Regions from separate parts of the Homo sapiens genome. Here region 2 is linked to region 1. The links are chromatin contacts, found by Hi-C or POLR2A ChIA-PET in ENCODE. All regions are on one chromosome and are shown on one strand. Each heading gives the region's core, a stretch centred on a gene start or an enhancer-like site at or near the end of the contact. The rest is flanking DNA. Distances are from core to core; before and after follow the strand shown. Region 1 holds the start of POLG2 (DNA polymerase gamma 2, accessory subunit). Region 2 holds the start of LRRC37A3 (leucine rich repeat containing 37 member A3).

What was found. A loop is a pair of places that touch in the nucleus more often than their neighbours do. ChIA-PET counts read pairs that join two places held with the same protein, here RNA polymerase II (POLR2A). Pooled maps may share reads with other maps.
Region 2: a pooled map shows a loop between it and region 1 (5-fold over the local background). The contact joins the promoter of LRRC37A3 here to the promoter of POLG2 in region 1. A Hi-C loop is called at or near these places in 1 of 168 maps with a recorded cell type or tissue (naive thymus-derived CD4-positive, alpha-beta T cell), 4 of 37 single-sample maps with no recorded cell type and 10 of 50 pooled maps. POLR2A ChIA-PET finds 5 or more read pairs at or near these places in 2 of 52 experiments (CD4-positive, alpha-beta T cell and activated B cell).

The regions. Positions count from the first base shown.
Region 1 is chr17:64,495,507-64,498,747 of GRCh38, reverse strand. POLG2 (DNA polymerase gamma 2, accessory subunit) reads left to right here and starts at 1,694. Exons shown (of 8, transcript NM_007215.4): 1 at 1,694-2,341. The coding sequence starts at 1,780. DDX5 (DEAD-box helicase 5) reads left to right here. Exons shown (of 13, transcript NM_004396.5): 13 at 1-494. It also overlaps a transcript of MILR1 not described here. RefSeq lists enhancers at 1,417-1,556, 1,937-2,006, 1,658-2,517.
Region 2 is chr17:64,917,728-64,920,968 of GRCh38, reverse strand. LRRC37A3 (leucine rich repeat containing 37 member A3) reads left to right here and starts at 1,491. Exons shown (of 15, transcript NM_199340.5): 1 at 1,491-1,538; 2 at 2,099-2,219. RefSeq lists enhancers at 89-588, 589-1,090, 1,166-1,666 and silencers at 1,282-1,501, 1,602-1,691, 1,762-2,141.

The DNA of each region.
Region 1 (3,241 bases), core at 445-2,944:
AGAAGTGGGTCTGAATGTTTTCCCAGAGTCTGATACGTGTTTTTTTTTGCCAGAAGAGAGGTCTTCAGGAGACTTCATTTAAATTCTGATTATTAAACTGAGGCTTTAATTGATGTTAATGCCTTATGTCAAATGTAAAGTTAGAATTTGCTAGGGCTGGGATAGGGAGTGATATTTCTAGGACTTAGACATTGAAAACTAATTCAGCCTGTAGTAACCTGGATGGTTTTCAATGGCATGGTTAGTCAAATTCATGGTTTTAAACTTAGAAGCAGCTTTCGGGGGAGAGGGTAGGTTGGAGCATTTATTACATATTTTACTGTTTAATGTCTTAACCGTGGGCCTTTTAATTTGTAAACACTGAAATGATTGTTGGGCTGTGGAAAACATTTACCTATTTACCTTGGAAGTTTTAAAAGACAGTCCACTTTTTAGCATGTGTGTTGTGTCCAGCCTGTGGTCGTCTTAACTAATAAATGTGATTTTTCTCCCCATTCTCTCTTTTTATTTATTTGCGTATAGGCCTTTTACCTGGTGTGAGTTCCTGAATGTGGAAAACACCTGGCAGTAGTACCCAGCTTTGCAGTTAATTACTATCTAGCTGGCCTTTTTTTAAACCCTTGTATACACTTGTAAAGAAGAACTATTTCCTGAACCTGGTACAGCACTTTACTAATGATAAAACTTTACTCCTGAATTACATTAACTCAATTGCTAAGCTGTTACCCCTCTTAATCAGGTAGTAGTTTGGTAGTCTCACAGTGAAATGTAGATTGTTCCTTTTTCCCTGAACCTCTTTAAAGGTTTTCGTAACTGAGGCTGGTATAAGAAATCATGGACTTTGGAATCAAACTTCCTCAGTCTGGGTATACCACTTTTCCACTTTCTGGGTAGGTCTTAAGGTCTCGACCTATTTAAATAGAAACTGCAAAATCAGAAACCTGCAATTTAATCATGAGTCTCTTAATAATAACAGTCACAAGTCTCATTGTTTTGATGAACCCATAGAAGGGGCCCCTGGAAGAAATTGCACGTACGTGGTTTTCTCTGACACCAGGAGGGTTTAAGACATGTCAGGGCCCCTTGGTTTATTTCTAGTGCATTCCCAGGTGAGGCAGATGCTGCTGGCTGGGGACTGCCCTTTGGAAGCCACTGCAATATTTAAAGTGACCATACCACTACCCTAGTCACGAAGCCTATCGCCCCCCTCCCCGGAAGCTTAAGCGTCAAGACAACGGCTCTGGGGTTAGGCCTAGGCCACCTGGCGGCAGCATTTGCCTAGTTAAGAAGGCCTGGGCTTACAAATCACCGTAAAGGACTAAAACTGTTTAAAGGGAAACCAAATGCCAAATTTAGTCCAAGTGCTTGATTGAGGTGTATATAGAAGGTGATTTGGATAATACTGAAGTATTTTAATTTTCTGGACTGCAAAACAGTGGCAGAAGGAAGTGACTCAAGTGGCTACACCACGGTTATAAATAGGTGGGAATAACCTTTACTGGTGCTTACGAGGAAAGAAAAAAGTCAATCTGAAGGGAGGGGCGCGACGCGAACGGCAAGCTAGCAGAGAACCATCCGAGCCGGCGTCCGCCATGGTGGGCGGGGGACGGCTGCGGCCGGAACGCAGACATGCGCTTCCGGGGTGGGGCCTGCCGCCCGCAAGCACGCTCACCTCCGTTGCGCCTGCGCCGTGGCCTCTCCGGATTCTGTTAACGGTAGTGGTGGCTTGTTGGGATCCGTTGAGTGATGGGAGAGTGTGCTCTTTAACTTCGGAGAGAGATGCGCTCTCGTGTAGCCGTCAGGGCCTGCCATAAGGTCTGCAGGTGCCTGTTGTCTGGGTTTGGGGGTCGAGTAGATGCGGGGCAGCCGGAGCTGTTGACGGAAAGGAGTAGCCCCAAAGGAGGGCATGTGAAGTCGCACGCGGAGCTCGAGGGGAACGGCGAGCACCCAGAAGCCCCCGGGTCTGGAGAGGGAAGCGAGGCGCTGTTAGAGATCTGTCAGAGAAGGCATTTCCTAAGTGGAAGCAAGCAGCAGCTTAGCCGGGATTCTCTTCTGAGTGGGTGCCACCCCGGCTTCGGACCCTTGGGCGTAGAGTTGCGGAAGAACCTGGCCGCAGAATGGTGGACCTCGGTGGTGGTGTTCAGGGAGCAGGTATTCCCGGTGGACGCCCTCCACCACAAACCAGGCCCTTTGCTACCCGGGGACAGTGCCTTCAGGTTAGTTTCTGCAGAAACTCTACGCGAAATCTTGCAAGACAAAGAGCTGAGTAAGGAACAGCTAGTAGCATTTCTTGAGAACGTATTAAAAACTTCTGGGAAACTACGGGAGAACCTTCTTCACGGTATGCTTCACGATTTCATGCTTCAAAACAGGTGTCGGGTGGAAAGGCGAGGCAGTCTTGCTGGATCTTGGGGATTGCAACTGGCCCTGTATTCCCATGCAAGGAAGTTAGTTAGTTCTCATCTTTTTGAAGTAGTCGGATATATTAACAGTGCTCTACCCTGGAGAAAACTGGTCCATGGAATCATTGCTGTTCCTTAAACAATCTGTCCGAAGGACCTGGGAACGCTCTCAATTTCACGGGGCAACTTCTGAACACAGTGCTGTCATTTAGTGCAATGTAGTCTAAGTGCATAAGGAACTACACAGACATTTTGAACTTTTCTTAGATTTATTCTAAGTAAAAATGTTGAAATTATAATTCTGAAACTATTTCATGTATATCATAGGATAAATCAAGGCCAGGCGCAGTGGCTCACGCCTGTAATCCCAGCATTTTGCAAGGCAGAGGCGGGTGGATCACCTGAGGTCAGGAGTTCGAGACTAGCCTGGCCAACATGGTGAAACCCCGTCTCTACTAAAAAGACAAAAATTAGCCGGCCGTGACGGCGAGCGCCTGTAATCCCAGCTACTTGGGAGGCTGAGGCAGGAGAATCGCTTGAACCCAGGAGGCAGAGGTTGCAGTGAGCCGAGATCACGCCACTGCACTCCAGCTTGGGTGACAAGAGCAAAACTCCGTCTTAAAAAAAAAAAATTCAAATAGTTGGGTTAGTTGTTATTAGGAACCAAGATATTCATTGTAAAAGAAGAGATAATATGTAAAAGAAGGTACGTATAAACTAATGTTAAATATGGATTGGTAAATTAAATATGAATTGGTAAATTAAAATTGAATATGGGTCTCACTCTGTCACCCAGACTCGAGTGCAGTGGTGTGATCATGGCTCACTGCAGCCTCGAC
Region 2 (3,241 bases), core at 242-2,741, 420 kb before region 1:
AATAAGTCTTTTTTTTATGCTAATGATTGACTGATTAGGCTTTCCTAGACAGCCTCAGGATTGGGGCTGGTGGTCAGGGCTTTCAGTGCCACTCTCAACCTCTGAGAAAGAGAGAGAGGCTGAAGGTTAAGCTGACCACCAACGGCCAACGGTGTAATCATTAATGACTCTGTAATGAAGCTTCCATAAAAACCCAAATTGAGGCCGGGCACAGTGGCTCACGCTTGTAATCCCAGCACTTTGGAAGACTGAGGTGGGTGGATTACTTGAGGTCAGGAGTTGGAGGCCAGCCTGACCAACATGGTGAAACACCGTCTGCACTAAAAGTACAAAAAATTATCCAGGCATGGTGGCACACGCCTGTAATCTCAGCAACTCGGGAGGCTGAGTCATGAGAATCGCTTGAACCTAGGAGGCAGGCTCAATGTTTATCTTGTAACTGACTATGTTACTGAATTATAATTTTTTTTTTGAGACCTAGTCTCATTCTGTCACCCAGGCTGGAGTGCAGTGGCGTTATCTTAGTTCATTGCAACCTCTGCCTCCCAGGTTCAAGCGATTCTCGGGCCTCAGCATCCCGAGTAGCTGGGATTACAGGCATGCACCACCACGTCCGGCTAATTTGTTTGCAATTGTAGAAAAGACAGGGTTTCACCATGTTGCCCAGACTGGTTTGAACTCCTGGCCTCAAGTGATCTGCCCGCCTCGGCCTCCAAAGTACTGGGATTAGAGGTGTGAGCCACTCAGTCCAGACAACATTTATTTCTTTATTCATTTCACCAGTTGGCATGGTTTCCAGACTTTTCTTGATTTATTTTATTTTATTTTTTGAGAAGGAGTCTCACTCTTGCAGCCCAGGCTGGAGTACAATGGCGCAATCTTGGCTCACTGCAACCTCCACCTCAGGGGTTCAAGCGATTCTTCTGCCTCAGCCTCCTCAGTAGCTAGGATTACAGGCACCCGCCACCATGCCCAGGTAATTTTTGTATTTTTAGTAGAATTTAGGAGTTTCCTAAATTCTGGGGGCTTGTCTCCCTGTTCCCCCACCCCGACTAATTTCCCTCGGTCGCTGGCGCTGCCCCGTCCCTTAGGTCGCTCGGGCCGCCCCACTCCGAGACTTTTTTTTTCTTTCGCTGGCTCTTTCAGCTTCAGTTTCCCTAGGGGGCGGGAGGGGAATATTTGGGGGCTCTCCTGCCTTCCTCTCCGAGCCGCGGAAGGGGAGACGCAGGGAGGAGGTCCGGCCGGCTTTGGGCTCCAGCCAGGGGTCCGCGGAGACTATGGTCTCCGAAGGCCTTAGCCGCGGGGCATTTCGCGAGCTGCGCGTCTCTCTCAACGGCGCCACCGCGCCCGGAGTCCAGCCGCGCCGCGCTGCGCCCAGCCCCGGCGCCCCAGGCTCTCCGCCCCCGACTCAATGCTCCCGCGCTCCCCCTAGCGGCCGCCGCGCCACCTCGCCCCGTCCCAGGCTCGTAGGCTGCTCAGCTCACGTGACCGCGCTCCGGTAACGGAAGAAACAAGATGGCGGCTGAAGGCGATCCGCAGTGAGGCCCCAGCCATTCGGATTGAGCCTTCTCCCTCCAACCGCTTCCGCAGGCCGGGCCCCTCCTGCCCTGCCCCTCTGGCCTCCCCACCCGGCCCCGGCCGCCCCCACTGCGCCCATTGCGCCCGCCCCTTCCCGGCCGCTTTCCCTTCTCCCTCCGCCTCGGTTCCAACATGAGGGGCCGGCGGGGCAGGCCGACCAAGCAGCCCGCGGCTCCCTCTGCGGAGCGCTGCGCCCCGGCCCCGCCGCCGCCGCCGCCGCCCACGTCCGGACCCATCCGGGGTTCCGCTCGCGGCACCGCGGCAGCAGCCGGGGCAGGTGGGCCGCCGCCCAGGCTGAGGTGGCGCCCAAGACGCGGCTGAGCTCGCCCAGGGGGGGCAGCAGTAGCCGGAGAAAGCCGCCGCCGCCGCCAGCCCCACCCCAGCACCAGCGCCCCGGCCGGGGGGAGGCGGGGGCAGCCACCTGGCCCGGACAGCTGCAGGTCCGGACGGCCGTCAACAAAGTGGTGTAGTCACTACAGGTGCTCGCTGCCACACCCAGCTAATTTTTTGTATTTTTTAGTAGAGATGGAGTTTCACCGTGTTGCCCAGGCTGGTGTCGAACTCCTGAGCTCAGGCGATCCGCCCGCCTCAGCTTCCCAAAGTGTTGGGATTATAGGCGTGAGCCACTGCACCTGGCACAGGTATATGTATGTATTTTTTACAAAATTGGATGAAGTATAATTTATTTGTTAAATATTTTCACTTATGCCATGATATCTTATTTAATCTTTAATTTGTCTATGAAAATACCTGCTCTGCTAGGGGGCTTCTAGTTGAAAACTCATTAATTTAAAAAATTAATTTTGAATTCAGCCACCTATTCTTTTTTCTAATTGTTTCTTGTAGCTTTTGCTTTGATTGGAATAACTTTATTCTAGGAATAAAGTTTTGTCATCTGCAAACATGAATCATGTACACATCTGATTTTCTTATATTTATGTCTCCTTTTTCTCTTCAAATTACATTGCCTTTACCATTGATGGGAACCTGGGTAATAAAGAAAAAAGAAAAAAATTGCATTCCCTACCACCTCCTCCAAAACAATGTCAAATGTTAGTTATAATGATAGGCATCTTAGTATGCTATCCCAATTTAATGGAACTGTTGCAGATATTTAATGGTTAACTGTTGGTTTGAGACCTTTAATGTGTTGAGTATATTCACCTATTTCAATTTTTTTTCTGTTTAAGTTTTTTTTTTTTAAATCAGATATGGCTATTATATTTTGTTAAATGACATCTTAGCATCTTTTAAGATGATCATATAGTTTTCCTCCTGCATGCTACATATTAATTACAGTAGTGTATATTCATAGAATTATATTAGTAGATCTTATATTGATTCACCCTTACATTCTTGCAGTGAACCTCTCTTGATCATATTATTTTTTCATGTACTGTTTGACTTTATTTATTTAGTTTTGAGACAGAGTTTCGCTCTTGTTGCCCAGGGTGGAGTGCAGTGGCGCGATCTCAGCTCACCACAACCTCCGCTTCCCAGGTTCAAGCGATTCTCCTGTCTCAGCCTCCTGAGTGGCTGGGATTACAGGCGCCCGCCACTACGCCTGGCGAATTTTTGGTATTTTCAGTAGAGACAGGGTTTCACCATGTTGGCCAGGCTGGTCTTGAACTCCTGACCTCAGGTAATCCGCCGGCCTCGGCCT